Linked DNA regions of Mus musculus: region 1 is linked to region 2. A link is a loop called in an ENCODE intact Hi-C map of the cell type or tissue named here. Cell type or tissue: heart. All regions are shown on one strand.

Region 1 (8,000 bases), 210 kb before region 2:
CTGCAAAGAGAGGCCCATTGGTCGTGCAAACTTTGTGTGCCTCAGTACAGGGGAACGCCAGGGCCAAGAAGTGGGAGTGGGTGGGTAGGGGAGTGGGGTGGGAGGGTGTGGGGGACTTTTGGGATAGCACTGGAAATGTAAATGAAGAAATTATCTAATTAAAAAAAAAGAAAAAAAAGAAAAAGACAGAGATTTAAAATTGCTACTCTATGACAGAGTAACAATGTCATCCTAGATACCACTGTCTAAAAAATAAAACGCTTCATCCCAGAAAAAAAAAAAAAAGAAAAGTATGTAGGATGTTTTCTTGATTGATGGTTGATGTGAGAGGGTCCAGAGGTTCTCCTGTGAGCAGGTGGCCCTGGGTGGACTGTAATGTGGAGCTGTGATACAAGTATGTGAATGGCCTTGATAACCATCAATTTTATCAATAGTTATATCAATATTAAACTTATCAATATTTCCCTTTTTGAAATCTATTTTTTTCTGTTGCATTAGGGAGGGAATGGAGGAGTACTGTGTTTTTAGTATAGTGTATTAGTCACAAATAATAGGAGGCAGGTAAGTAGATGGATGCGGAGATTATTATGAGAACTGGCTTATGGAAGTTGAGACGTCGTTCAACATGTTGTCTGTAAGCTAGAGAACATGGAGGCCAGTGGAACAATTCAATTTGAATCCAAAGAATGGAGAACCAGGGTAGCCAGTGGTAAAACCCAGCCTAGACCAAGGTCTGAACATTTGGAGCTCTGATGCCTAAGGGCAGAAAAATAAGTGTCCCCTCGTCAGAAGAGGGAGAATTCCCTTTCCTCTGCGCCTTTTCTTCTTGCCAGTTCTCTCAAAGACATACTCAAAATTGTTTTACTAGCTGTCTAGGTGTCCCTTAGCTTATCCAAATTGGCACCGACAGCAAACATTATCATGTATGGTAAATGGGACTCCTCTTTGCTTTTATAATTCGATGCAATTGCACAGGAAGGCTGAGTCTAGACATTTTAAAGCACAGGCAGTGGGGTCCAGCATTAGGGAGTGCATCCCACCTCTTTCCTTTTCTGGGTGGCTCTTACCTAGTTCACAAGGTACCACATGGTTCAGGACATCTCCCAAGGGACCTCTCCACTAGTCACAGCTTTGGTGCAGGGCACCGCTTTATATTGTATGTTGGCTTCTTGCCCCCTTCAGCCCTCTTATCTCTATCCAGGGATGCTTTCAAAGGTTCCTGTGGGCTCACAGAGGCCTACATTCAATTCTTAGTAGTTTTTTAAGCCAATTATTCAATAAATACATTATAAAAATGAATTACGTGAACACGTTTAAATGAGTTTCATCTTAAACCACAGTAGAATGCTAGGAATCCACCATCATCTGTTCCTCTTAGGACTTTACTGCTCTATAGGCCCCCGGGCTGGTTTAGACCTGTTGTGACTGTACGAGAAAGTGGCAAGCAGTCGAGCCCTGCTGCGTCCTGCTTTCTTAGCTCTGCATCTCATGCCACCCCGTGTAAGTTTGAAATCAGCCACGGTTGAAGTCTGAATACCATGTAAGCTGGTAAACATTGCAAATGGAGACTGCCTCCCTCCCCCAGAGATCCTGTTGTTAATGTTTACCAGTGCGCCACTGTTTATAGTTCTCTGGTCTTCAGCTCGGGGTTTCTCAATCTTAGCATTACTGACATTCTTAGCCAAATAAATGTTTGTTATTGGGGTCTGTTTTGTGCCTCGTAGGTTACTGAGCAGCATCTCTGGCCACCACCCACTAGATGTCCATAGGACACCCTCCTCACTGTGGCAACTAAAATCATTTTCTGTGTTGCCAAATGTTTCCAGGGGGAAAAATTATCTCCCGTTAAGAAACACTGGCTTTGATGACATGTTCTTTCAATGTTGAGAGCTTGCTTTTCTCTCTTTATCAAACTTTAATGGGTATTTGATAAATATTTGCCAATGTCACTTCATATGTAGATGGCATTGAACCATGGACCAGTTTTGCAGATGTTTCTTTCTCCTGGAGTCAACCATGGCAGCTTCCTCAACATCACCACTGATGACAAGTTCTTAGGCTACATCTCTTTCAGATCATTTGCAAAAAAAAAAAAAAAACCAAAAAAAAATCAGTGACTGCTAAATGTCTGTGCTATAAATTCTGGGAAGGATTTTATATATGAGTATTGTATTTACACCACCCCTCCCAACCCACAGCAACATTCTTCCTTTATCCTGCCTTTTGCTTTATAGAATTACTTTGAGGGTTTATATGCCAGGCTGGTGACTTCCCATGCCATAACCACCATAGTGGCAAATGTTTCTACAGGTAGAATTTGAGTGAACTTTACTCTGAAGTATACACGTCCAGGCATCTTATCCAGGGCAAATGCTGGACCCAACACAGACAGGTCCCAGGTTTTCATTTACCCATTTGCACTACCAAGCTTGAGTGCTCAAGTAGTATGTAGACTTTGGGAAGGTGAGAGAAGGTGGCTTGAATGGTGTGAGGGCCATGGCACACTTCCAAAATGGCCAGGCCAGCAAGATCACTACTGATGCCCAAGGACAACTCTAGCTGTGTATCTAACTTGAGAATGCTCGGTGTCCCTCTGCTTGTGGTAGCTGGTAATCTGTTCTCTATGCAGGTCTAGGAACTCTGCATTTTCCCATGATCCTTCAGGTGGAGTTAGATTGCTAGTTATGATTATGATTTTGAAGTGATCGTGGATTAAAAATTGTTGGATTTCCACAAGTTCTAGATTACATGCTAATGTACTTGGATAATGATCTTTATTAGCTCTGTTAGGATTAATCGCAGGATTATACAATAAAGATTCTGTGTATAATGGGTATGTTTACCCTTCAGGTGATTATTGTCTCCTGAGCACAGAACGCTGCCAAGAGATATGCCTCTTAGGGGATCACCAATAGCTCCAGAATGACAGATTCAGTGTCGTGGCTGGCAGGGTCCTGCAATGAGAAGTCACACCCAAACCCACTGAGCGAGTGTGCTATGAGTGCCATGGGCAGCTCTGGCTGATGAATGCTCCAAGAAGCTGTCATCACAGGGACTGACGGAATAGATATGAAATGGAAAACATGGGCCAGAGATAATAAGAGTGGGTAGTTCATGGAGGGCCAAGGTAGCAGGTCTCTGGCTATGCCAGAGAATGCTCTGAAAATGTTGCTCAGCCGTAGACTTCCACATTGAAGGTTTTCTTAGTAGAAACTAAGGGGAATGCTATAGGGGCCTGAGGGTGGGACAATGCAGACTAAGCCCTCTCTCCTCTCTCCATTAAACCAATTTTTCCTCAAGAATTATATTGGGGAGGGATGCGAAAGTCAGAGAGGAAACCCATGAGACTGAATGATCTAGAAGACTGTTCAATTTGTTACTCGGACCTTCTGTTGCTGAAACCATCTAAAAGGAAGAAGAATTTGTTTTGTTTCTTGCTATCAGAATACATGGAATGATCTCTGGGTCCATTGCTTTTGGACCTGAAGTAGGCAGAGCATCATAGCAGAAAGATGTTGAAAGTGAAGGTGTTCATTTTGTGCTGTCTGGGAATGGTGGAAGAGGAGAGACAAGAGAGAGAAAAAGAAAAAAGGAGGAGGGAAGGAGGAAAAGGGAAAGAGAGTAAGAGTGAGAGAGAGAGAGAGAGAGAGAGAGAGAGAGAGAGAGAGAGAGAGAGAGCTAGGCAAGATGGCATCCAAGGACTAGGATGTCTTCTCAGGAAACTACTTCCTTCAAGTTGGGCATCCCTCTGTAGCAAATGAATCCATCAGTGTATTATTCCATTGATTAGGCTAGAATCATTAGAATGATTCAGTGACCTCTTGGTGAGTGGATCTAGTGTCCCGGTACTTGTGGATGAAAGCTGGGCGTGGTGGTGCACGCCTTTAATCCCAGCACTTGGGAGGCAGAGGCAGGCAGATTTCTGAGTTCGAGCCCAACCTGGTTTACAAAGTGAGTTCCAGGACAGCCAGGGCTACACAGAGAAACATTATCTCGAAAAATAACAAAAAACAAAAACCAACCAACCAACCAACCAACCAACCAACCAACCAAACAAACCAAAAAAGGATGAAGTTATGTCGCTTGTAGGAAAATGTGTGCAACTAGAGACCATATGGCAAATCAAACCAGCTTTAGGAAGTGTCATGTTTCCTCTTATTTGTGATTCCTAGACTTCATATAGATACATGTATATGACATGAAAACAGAAATAAAACTCTTAGGACAAAGAAGTGGTGAGGGCTGAGAAAGGGGAGACTAGAAGGACCTGGCCATGTACTTATCATATATGATTATGATATATGGGCATATATTTAACATATTAACATGTATGACAGTGTCTTTGCATAACACAGTGCCAGGTACAATGGATACACAATGAAAATTTAGCGTCTCCCATGACCTTTCTGTGGTGGACCATGTGCTGGCTTGGATGTCACTTGCCTTTCCTTGTCTCTCTGCCGTGTCAAAGGTTCAGGAGGTGGGAGCAGGGCGGGGGATTAATTTTAGAAAGTGAGCTCCATTTTAGAAAGTGAGCTCCAAGTCACCTTCCACTGACTGTTCTCCCGGAGGCCATTGCAGTCTCTGTTGGCTGCTATTTTTTCTGTTTCTTTTTGTTTTCTGATGGCCTACGACCCATCCCATCACACAAAGCTGTCTGTTTAGTAAATCCACCAGGACTGCACATGTTCACATTGTCAGCTTCAGTGTCCTCAGCTGTATGATTCAGATATGTAGCAGACTGATGACAAATTCCTCTTTCTTCTTTTGCCTGATGTCCAGAGAACAAATCCCCAAAGTTGTTCATTTCCCTGGCATGTGACGTACTGTATGACGTATGTACTGAAGTATGGTATGAGTGGTAATGGCGTGTGACGTACTGTATGACGTATGTACTGAAGTATGGTATGAGTGGTAATGGCGTGTGACGTACTGTATGAAGTATGTACTGAAGTATGGTATGAGTGGTAATGGCGTGTGACGTACTGTATGAAGTATGTACTGAAGTATGGTATGAGTGGTAATGGCGTGTGACGTACTGTATGACGTATGTACTGAAGTATGGTATGAGTGGTAATGGCGTGTGACGTACTGTATGAAGTATGTACTGAAGTATGGTATGAGTGGTAATGGCGTGTGACGTACTGTATGACGTATGTACTGAAGTATGGTATGAGTGGTAATGGCGTGTGACGTACTGTATGACGTATGTACTGAAGTATGGTATGAGTGGTAATGGCGTGTGACGTACTGTATGACGTATGTACTGAAGTATGGTATGAGTGGTAATGGGAATGTGGGGTTTATAATCCATCTCTGTGGATCAGTCAAACACACAGGTGACTGAGAAATGTGATTCTGTTCTTCAAAGGATGACAACGATGGCTTGAGCAGCTAAGGTTTGGTATATTATTTTGTAAGCATCATCTGGGTGGTCATCTGACTTTAAAGTCACAGAACAAAGTAATGGGACAACAGCAAACAGCTGAATAGAACCAGCAGGCTCTGATTCTATACTTCCTCCAGATCCGCCAAATGGGTCTGTCCACCTCACGTCTTGGAAAGAGACTTTTGCCCAGCAAGGCTAATCCTTATACACAGGAATTAATTATATCGATCTGCCTTGGAGGGGCTGGGGCATCCAGAGGACCTAGAGAGAGGGTAGCCACATTTGTGGACTCTGATCCCAAGGATCCTGAACTGATGGTTCCAGCTGTTGGTGAAGGGATTATTCTGCTATAATGCTACATGTCCCTGCAGGAAAGACGGGGAAGGAGTGGTGGCTTCCAGGGCAGACTGATGTTTCCTATGGGTTTTCATTGAGTGTGTTTAGATATTATACATATACATATACATATACATATACATATACATATACATATATATTGCAAAATTGAAGCTGTCTCTCATATGCGTGTTCTTTGTGTAACTAAAGGTAGAGTAAGTAAAAACGGAACTGTCTAGTATTGTCTTTGCCCCACAACTGTCCACAGATGCACAGATAAACACACAAACACATCACAAGCCTTTTCCTGCTGCTACCTCCCCTCAAGGGTCCTACACCTCCCCCTCCCCAAATGAGCAATGTCAACATGAGCGAAGATTTCAAAGGGGCGATGAGGAGGGTGTCATTACAGAGCAGCTTCCTAGCTAACTCCATCTTCATTTCTACACTGTGTCTCCTCATACGGGAATGTCTAGTTTCTCACTGTGAGGTAACTTCTGTTTCCCTTTCTTGCAGTTCATTAAAGAATGTGGCGTCTTAGCCCTCTAGTTGCTTATATTTGGTCACACCCTTGGAGTCTTTGTCTGCTGTCTTCTACTGACATAAGAGGCTTCCCTTTGAGGCAACAGAGCGGACCTGCTCCTGGCCCTGACTCTAGAGTCAGACAGTTGTTTCCTATCTCTATCAGTTAAGTGTCAGGTAACCCTGGTCAAGGCAGGAGCTTGGCCAGGAGCTTTGTCATTTTCATTTGTGAAATAGGGATGACAGATTAGATAGAGTTACCGTAAGAGTTATACAAGTTAATAAATGGAGGTTGCAGCAGTGCGAGACTTACAAATGCTTGCAGATAACTGATATTTTTTTTTTGTCAGTATTGCTTTGGTTTCTTTATTGCTTTTATTTTTGCTAAGGAAAAATGTCTGATGATAGTGACTTAAGGGTGGAAGGTTTATTCTGTCTCATCATTTGAGAGTACAGTCCATCATGGTGGGGAGGGCGGGGAGCAGGGGTATGGAATAGCTGTTTGGGTTCTGTCTGAAGTCAGGAAGGAAAGAGATAAATGCTGTTCCTTGGCTCACGATTTGTCTTTTGCTCAACGAGGGACTCCAGCCCGTGGAATGGTACAGCCACAGAACGGATCTTCTCACCTCAGTTGAACTCCTGTGGAAACGCTTTCACAGGCGTGCCGGGAAGTGTATCTCCCAGGTGATTTCAAACTTTGCCAAGTTGACAGTAATGACGAACCAGGTCAGTCCTGCCAACAGTGGCCCGCCCTCCTCTTAGCCACAGACTTTTCTCTCTCTTATTTTATGAATGCTAGTTCATTGGCCACTGTTTGCTGAATGAGGGCATCTTTGAGACCACAGCTCTCCTATCCATGTAGCTAACCTAAATATTTCCTCCAAATATATTCTCTGTGAGGAATTCTGGTAAGTAAACATTGCCGTATAGGATGAGATGTTTTTATCAGTATTTCAGGAGTGCCCTTAATGGATGTGAGGGATAGTGAGGGATGAGCTGATGGGACAGACCTGGTTTGTTGGGGGCAGGGTGGGGGCAGGGCTTTAGGGAACACTATGGGAAACCGGGGAGCATTTAAAAGACAAATAAGATGCTCTTCTCAGCCACACCCTTGCTTTTGGTCAGCAGCCTTCTGTGGTATGGAAGCCCAGTCACACCATCAGCCTATCAGGACTTTCCCAATCTCTTTGCTTCTTTCTGAGGGTGGCAATGCTTCTTCCACGTGTAAAGCTGGCCTAAGAGACTGTCAGTGGATGTGACTGAGAGAATAATGTGGGCCCACGTGGAAGGTGGAGATTCCAGAAACAACATTTCAAATGAAAAGCCTTAGAGAAAGCTAGACAAGAACTACACAAGGAAACATGTCTCTGGGGGAAAATCAGCAAATACTCTAAGGTAGAGTATGGATTGGCTTATGACAGTCAGTCCCCCAGTTGGTTGGCATCCCAGCATTAGTGTGTGCAGCAGTGGAGCTCTGGAAGCCAGAGGAAGCAGGTGGCTCCCCACAGGGGTGCAGAATGGTCCAGCTCTGCCCACACTGCTGTTGAGTAGAAGTGCACATGTCCTTGCTTTTCAGAGCTCATCCACTGTATTAGTCACTTTTCTGTTGCCATAAAATACCATGACCAGAAGCAAGTTGTGAAAGGAAGAGTTTTTCTTCTAGCTTACTATTCCAGAGGGGCTGAGCCCTACATGACGGGGAGGTGTGGCAACGTCTGGTAGGCATGACAATAGGGGCAGGAAGCTAAGAATC
Region 2 (8,000 bases):
ACAATTTTACTGTGTGTTTTCAATGACTGAAGTATGCTTGTTTTCCTAAAGGGATTTATATTCTCTCTCTCTCTCTCTCTCTCTCTCTCTCTCTCTCTCCTAATATGCTTTACTCTTCAGAAAGGTACTGGATAAACTTTTAAGTATTTATCGTGATACAAGATAATGCTTCTTCATCCAGTATGGTCCAGAGAAACTAAAATGTCAGATACCCATGTTCTATACATTCCTTTATCCCTAGAGGAAACCTCTCTACTAATTTCCATCACCATGTTGTGATCCTTGCTGAATGTCAACAGTAGTGTGTTCTCTTTTTCGGCTGGGCTTGCCAGTCGGTACCCACTTATATTATTGCATCTGTCTTTACCATGTTTATGGGTGAGTAGTAATCAATCTATGGCTTCACAATTGAATGGTTTGCCTGATGTATAGCTTCTTTTTAAAAATAGTTTGGGGCTATTTTGAGGAAAGTTGTTATGAATATTTATACACTGAGCCTTTTGTAGCTGGCCTGTAGTTCCTAGGAGTGAAGTCATCACAGAGCAGAATCCCTGTAAAAAGCTTGCAAAGGTTTCCCAAAGAGGTACCTTCCTTCATCCTTATCAATACATCCTTATCAATACATCCTTATCAATACATCCTTATCAATACATCCTTATCAATACATCCTTATCAATACATCCTTATCAATACATCCTTATCAATACATCCTTATCAATACATCCTTATCAATATGATTTGAGCATTCCAGTTGCTACACATTATTGTCATCATTTGGTATGACCAGTTCTTAATTTCAGTCAGATGGGGTTGTCTCACTATGGTTTCCTGGACATTTTCCCAATAACCTAAAATGATTATCATCTTTTTGTGTGCTTATTGGTAATTCCTAACACTTTTCTTGGGAAAGACCTATTCAAAACATTTTACCCTTTGTATATGGGTAAAAAATTTAAATGTATTGATTTTTAGAACTCTATATATTGTGGAACTACAACTCTTCATGAGCACGAATCACAAGCCTCTTCTTACAGTCACAGCTTGCCTTTGCTTTGCCTTCGTAACAGTGTCTTAAATTTGTAGAAGCTTTTAATCTTGACAAAGCTGAACATTACTTTTCCCTTTTAGTGCTTTCTGCATTCTGGGAAAAAAAAAAACCTTCACGATCCCTATCATGAGAAGACTTGTTTTTAAAGCTTCAGAATTCGACCCATAATCGTCCCCAAACAAGCTTTGCGCTGCAGTGCAGGTCAACGCAAGTTTCCTTTCGTTCCTTCACTGATGCTCATTTTTCTAGAAACACTTGGTGTCTCATCACTACTGTGAATAAGCCCATTGAACTCTGTTGAAAAGAACTGGATATAGGCTTACAGAATCTTTATGGACTCTTTGTTTTTAATTGATCTATTTGTGTTTCCTCATGTCAGCACACTCTTTTAACTTGGGTTTCCCAGCCTTAAAATCTCCAGAGAGTGAGGCTGGGATTCTGGTGAGAAGATATTTAATCTCTATACTAATTTGGGTAAAATAGATACCTCAACAATAATGGCTCTTCCTGCCTTAACTGCTCAGACTAGAGCTCTCTGTCTGTGTATTGCTCCATTCATTTTGGCCTTTTACATCTTCTGTGCAGCATTTCTGTAGTTATAGGAAAACGGGGTTTATACATTGTATTAAATCTCTCTCTCTCTCTCCTTCCTCTCTTTCTCCCCCCTTCTCTCCCCATCTCTCTGTTTGTTGTTGGTATAGAGAATAGAAGCGCATGTTAATATTTGTAAATTCCCACTGTATTCCATGATGTGATAGTGTTCTGCTCACTGCTTTCACAGTCACTGTGGATTTGCTGTACGTGCAGTCATACTGTTTGCAAGCAGCTCTGCTTTGTCTCAATCCACAGTTATTTCCTTGGCTATGTACCATTCTTATTTTCTGTTGTAAACTTTGGAATCCATCACTTTATCTCTAAATGCTGGTTCAGAAATATCCACACATTTTGATATGTTCTGCTTTCATTGCCACTCCATAAAAATATTTGATTAAGTTCGCTGTTACCTCTTGCTCTTTTTTTTTCTGTCACCTCCTAGGCAGTTGGCTGTGTGGAGAAGAAGCTGAATGCCTCCTTCCCAGCCACCTGCTGTCAGAAACTCAATGGAGCGGATGATGAATGGAAACTTTCTAACAGAAGTGGAAGGACATGGAAGTAGCTGTTGATGTTCTAGATGAAGACTGAAAGGATTAGGTGGTCCCAGTCAGTGGTGGGGATGACAGACAAGGTTTTCCCAAGAAGCAAAGTGTCTTGATCCTTGGCAGAACTCTCCTGCTGTTTAATAAGAGGCATTCTGGTTATAGAACAAGGAGAGAGGAAGGACAATAGATTAGATTTTGGAGAAAATACACTGGTATTTCAATAATACAAATATAATTCCATATGTATGGGCCATCATTTTTTCTTAACTCAAGTATCCTTGATAGTGTACTCTGAACATTGAGCCCTGATTTCTCTTTCCACACATCCTATCTGCTATTTTCTGTGCATCTATCCTTGTGTTCTTCCTCTTTCTTTTGTTCCACTCTGTCCCGAGGCTATTTGCTATATTTTTGTTGAAATATTGCTATATTTTTGTTGTTGTTCTAGATATCATGCTTTTCTGTTCTAGAACATCTTTCTAGGGTTTCTTTAGAGCTTTGGTTTTTTCTGATGAAACTCTGCTGTTTTTTGTTCATTGTTATTTCTAAACCTTTAAACATATTTAAAGTAGTTATTTCAAAGATGCCTTCTAGATTCCAACCTCTGGTCATTCAGGCTTCTGCCTTTATTGGTTGTTTACTCTTTTGGTTATAGGTTACATTTCTATTCTTCTTTGTGTGTCTGTAGTTTTTCCATAATATTTTAGTCACTTCCATCAAGTTACCAGTAGAGATTAAACCAGATGGTATGTTTTTGCTGTGTTCTTTCCAGAAAGAATTTTCTATTTTCCTTGTCCAAAAACTTAGGAAAGAGTTTTTTGTTTGTTTGTTTTCCTGAATGTCCAAAAATTTGAGAGTTTTTTTTTTTTTTTTTCCTGAAAAGTCCACCTGGACTGTATAGTTGGGCTGGGTACAAGATGCGACTTTAATTTCAGTTTCCTTTTTGCTACTGAGAGGACGGTGACTGTTCTTATCTTTTCAGACTCAAGCCAAAATCCTTGCTGCTAGTATGAAGGTCTGATCTCTTTGGTGCTTTCAATTTTTGAGCTAGGGAGCGTTCAGTGGCAGCTTATTTAGTTAGATTTTGTAGACAGCTCTGGGACTTGATTAGTGTAAGGGATGAAAAGCAGCAGAGAGCTCCTTACTTTTTAGCTCTGCCCCAACTGCTGCTGAGTTGGCAAATTTCCCAGGGTGGAGAATTGTTCTGAGAAATTTATTTTTGTGTTTGGGACTCTTCCAGATTCCAACATTTCATAGAGTTTACACTGCTGTTAAAAGGTCAGCTGATTTTTTTTTCCTCATCCCAACAAACTTTTGTCCATGTTTATGGGCTGATTGCCTCCCCAACACATGCTAGGCAAGTTGCCCCAGGTATGAAAATAGTTATCATTTTATGCTCTTCTTTGATGTATTTATCTTTGTGATTGGTTTGTTTAGGTGTGTGCATACCTAGGTATGTAATGGGGCTTTATGGCTTAAAGAAAAATGTCAGTTTGAGCTTATTTATTACTTACTTTTGTTATTTTGAAGGTGGTCATCTTTATGTCTGTGTCTTACCAAAAATAGATCTCCACAGTTTTCTATTTTCTGGTTTCTAAGAGTTTTGTTGTAGATTATTTCTGAGAGTTGAGTGTGAGGCCTCTGAGCAGCACACGATACTCAGAGGTCTGGATGCAGACTCTGGATACCACTTGCCTGAGTCATGAGCAGTACTTGGCAATGGAAGTGTTGTTATTTTGTTCCTTTCCTGCCACAATCCAAAGAAGTTGCTTTTTGTGCATAAGCCTGGTCTATTCCCCTTTCATTCTTTAAATTCAATTCAATTCCTGCTAGTTTTCCTGTGCTATCTCTGTGGACAGCATCTTGATCCTAAGTCGCATCCGTACCAGAGAAGAGCAACAGCTTTCTCCTGATATTTTGAGTTTCTTCTTGTCCCTGGGTGGTCCTTCCTGTCGACTCCCCACACTCACATAGGCTGGTGGTAACAGAACTGTAATTCTAACCTTGTCACACTTCTCTTTAAACATTGTCAGTCACTGCCTGTTGTGTAATTGTTCAGAAAGTGCAGACAAAACACAGCAGGTGCACGTTCTCAGCGCCCTCTTTCATATTTCCCCTTGCTCTGTGCTACTCCACTAGTTTCTTTTACTTCCTACCCTCGTTGCTTTCTCCTACCATGTTATCTTTACATAGGTTCATCTCTCTACTTAGAACCTCAAGTTCCCTTCAAATTACACCTTAATAATCCCTTCTCAGTGAAGTCTTCCCTGAGCTCTCTGACTGTTTTGCTTCCTTGTTTTTTCTGTCACTTTTAAGCATTTGATTTAGTGATAAGTTTTGTGTTCTTTATAAGATTATCTACCTACTGTGGAAATCTTTCATTAGAGTAGAAATACCAGTGAGGGAAGAAAAAAAAGATAGCTTCCTGTATCATTTCATCCTTATGCCTAATATTTAGATGACCCTTATGAGTATTATCTGTCTGTCCAACTGTCTGTCTGTCTGTCTATGCATTATCTTATCTGACATCTATCTATTATCTATCTTATCTGACATCTATCAGTCGATCTTACCTGGCATCTATCTATCTATCTACCTACCTATCTATCTATCTATCTATCTATCTATCTATCTATCTATCTATCTCCATCCAACCACCCATCTATCCATCTATTATAAATCTGTATATTTATAACCTGCATGTTCATCTATTTGTTTTGTTTTCTAAAGACTTTCTCTTATGTTTTATAAAAAGAAGAGAGAGAAGGCAGGGTTATGTTTGGTGGAGGTATGGTAAGGTGTGCAGAGAAGAGGGAACCTCTGCAGGTCCATCCTGAGGCATCCCTTCCCCCCAATTACCAGCCACACACAATGGTATAGTATAAAATAGAGTTTATTCAGGGCATAGGGAGGGGAGGGCAGGGGGTCATCCATGCACATGTGAAGAGAGATGGGAGAAGGGGAAGAGGGTAAGGGAGCAGGAGCAAGAGAAGAAGAGAAGAGATCAAAAGAACAAGAAAACAAGAGGGCAAGGAGAGGGGGCAAGCAGCCCCTTCTATAGTGAGTCAGACACACCTGGCTATTGCTAGGTAAGTGTGGGGTGGAGCCTAGACGAAATGCCAACACTTTCAAAGACACTTTTGGACTTCATAGGCTTGTCTTAAATCAGCTTGAAAAACCAAGACCATAGACCAAGCAGGAAATAGACTCACTTTTGAACTTCAAGTTGACTATGTTAAATGTGTCACTTAGTTCAGCCCACCAAAGAAATACACCCCACAAAGCCATATGGACATCAGTGCTGACAGCATTGACATGCTTATTTTTCTTGACCTAGATAACTGAACTAGAGGGGCGATGAAGATTTGCCAATTAATTAGTGACTTAAATCACTTGTGAAAATGGCTATAAAAACCACTTCAAGCTGACTCCTCAGATGCCATATAAACATAAATGGTGTTTTCTTTTTCTGCGGTGGTGTCCAAGGAATTGTGGTCAAGACTCAAGATCATTTGAGACCTCCCCTAGAGAGTTATTCTTCAAAGACTGGGTCTAGTTACCTAAGCTATTCTTAAATTATCTCCAGTGTTCCAATTCCATTCCCCATCAGTCCTCTGATTCAGTGTGCAATTACTGGTATCGAAAATGGTGGACTCATGATGGAGCCATCTCCTCTGTTTCAAAAGTCAAGAAGATTGAGTTTCACACCCACATGGGAGTAATTTTGATGTTTTGGTTCTTGATAATTCTTTGGCACAACATCTCAAATGCTACTGCCATCCCTGAGATGACTCAGGGCTGAGAGACTCACAAGAGTCTTAAAGACCTAAACTGTAAAAGCTCAGGAAAAAGATCATACATAGCCACTCTTTGGGTTGAAGTCCTCTGCTCCCTCATTTTGTAACTTTTACTTTTATTATCCTTTATTTATTTACTTATTTTTGCAAGGATGGTGAATGGCATTGCTTGCATTGAAGCAAGAAGATATAATCAGGCTGTCTGGTAGAAGGAAGGAATGTGTGTTACATATGTTATTAAAGAGAATAATTGAGCTGTGGTAAAATGTATTTCCAAGGGATATAGATATCACAAAATAGAATTATTGCTTGAATGAACTGGTAATTCCAAAGTAGTCCCCTTTTCCTAACAGAGATATAAACATGTGGTTACCATAGGAAAAAGAAATACCAGAAAACTTGAATGAGAAACTCAAAACCCCTTCATTAATTCAGAGTGAAGCCTTTATTCCAATATTTGCTTTGAGTGAAATCCTCAATGTTATGCTGACTAAAAGACAGTATGGGTTCTTTATCCTGCACTAATTTTTTTTTTTTTTTTGAGAAGCCTGTTAGCCTGGTGTGTGTACATACCTTTCATCTCATCACTTGGGAGGCAGAGGTAGAAGGATCTCAATGAACTCAAGGCTAGCCTGGGCTACATAGTGAGACCCCCACCTCCAATACAAACAAACACCTAAAAGACATTATATTACGTACTATTACTTATCTATTAACATGGAAACATTTATAACTTTGCTTGAAAAAAAATACCTTTGTTCTCACTCATTTTCCTTGTTTTCTGATTAATAGTTGTTCAGCCCTTCAATGATAGGCTTATGACATTGTAAAGGGAATGACTGATCAACAGTCAACTGAGTATTGTGTTTGCCATGTGCTCTGACTTGAATATCTAGCATTTCCCCCAGGCTTATGTATTGAGTGCTTGGCTTCTACTGCTCTGTTGTAAGAGATTAGGGAGGGAGGGGGTGTACTGGAAACTTAGGATGTTGGGTCTGGTGGATAGGAGTAGATTCATGTGGATAATGAGTCCCTGGGCCCCTTCTTGTTTCACTCTCTGTCTCCTGTCCTTTCTGAAGTAAGAGGCTCCTCTGTCACTTGCTCTCCTGTCCTTTCTGAAGTAAGAGGCTCCTCTGTCACTTGCTTTTGCTGCCAAGATAGTTTTTTCAAGTGCAGGACCTCAAACAATCATGAACTGGATTCTCTGTATCTGGGAGTCAAGACAAATCATTCCTCCTGTGAACTGTTTATGTTGAATATTTAGTAAAAGTAACACAAAACTTTATACCATAAATAAACACATAACTCATATACCATGCTAAGTGCGTTGCATACATTATCGCATGTGTTCCTCTCAGGCCTGCCCTGTGAGGCCATTACTATAGGTATCCCACATTGTAAAGGAAGCAACAAAGGCAGAAAATTTAGATAACCAGGCCAAGGTTGCAGTTAGTAAGAAGCAGAATTGAGACTAGACAAACCAGAGAAACTCCTATCCATGGGCCTGGAGAAAGGCACTTAACTTTTACAAAATAGACATAAAACACACTGAAAAGAAATGACTTCTACTAAGATCAAAAATTCAGGTGACAGCAGATGCTGGCGAGGATGTGGAGAAAGAGGAACACTCCTCCATTGTTGGTGGGATTGCAGGCTTGTACAACCACTCTGGAAATCAGTCTGGCGGTTCCTCAGAAAATTGGACATAGTACTACCGGAGGATCCAGCAATACCTCTCCTGGGCATATATCCAGAAGATGCCCCAACTGGTAAGAAGGACACATGCTCCATGTTCATAGCAGCCTTATTTATAATAGCCAGAAGCTGGAAAGAACCCAGATGCCCCTCAACAGAGGAATGGATACAGAAAATGTGGTACATTTACACAATGGAGTACTACTCAGCTATTAAAAAGAATGAATTTATGAAATTCCTAGCCAAATGGATGGACCTGAAGGGCATCATCCTGAGTGAGGTAACACATTCACAAAGGAACTCACACAATATGTACTCACT

What was found. A loop is a pair of places that touch in the nucleus more often than their neighbours do. Peaks named below come from ENCODE experiments on the same cell type or tissue, not always from the same donor. Only the 100,000 strongest peaks of a DNase experiment are listed, where the experiment ranks them.
Region 1: a loop joins it to region 2, with 18 times the contacts of the local background. A loop is called at or near these places in 3 of 42 quality-filtered maps.

What each region holds. Positions count from the first base shown.
Region 1 is chr15:7,776,756-7,784,755 of GRCm38, reverse strand. It overlaps the pseudogene Gm19227. Among named protein-coding and RNA genes, the nearest start is that of Gdnf, 35 kb to the left of the region's middle. In heart, no CTCF peak of the experiment used is centred here; a DNase peak (open chromatin) is centred at 3,005; H3K27me3 peaks cover 370 bases.
Region 2 is chr15:7,570,350-7,578,349 of GRCm38, reverse strand. No RefSeq gene overlaps it. Among named protein-coding and RNA genes, the nearest start is that of Gm41264, 12 kb to the right of the region's middle. In heart, no CTCF peak of the experiment used is centred here; no DNase peak of the experiment used is centred here; H3K27me3 peaks cover 298 bases.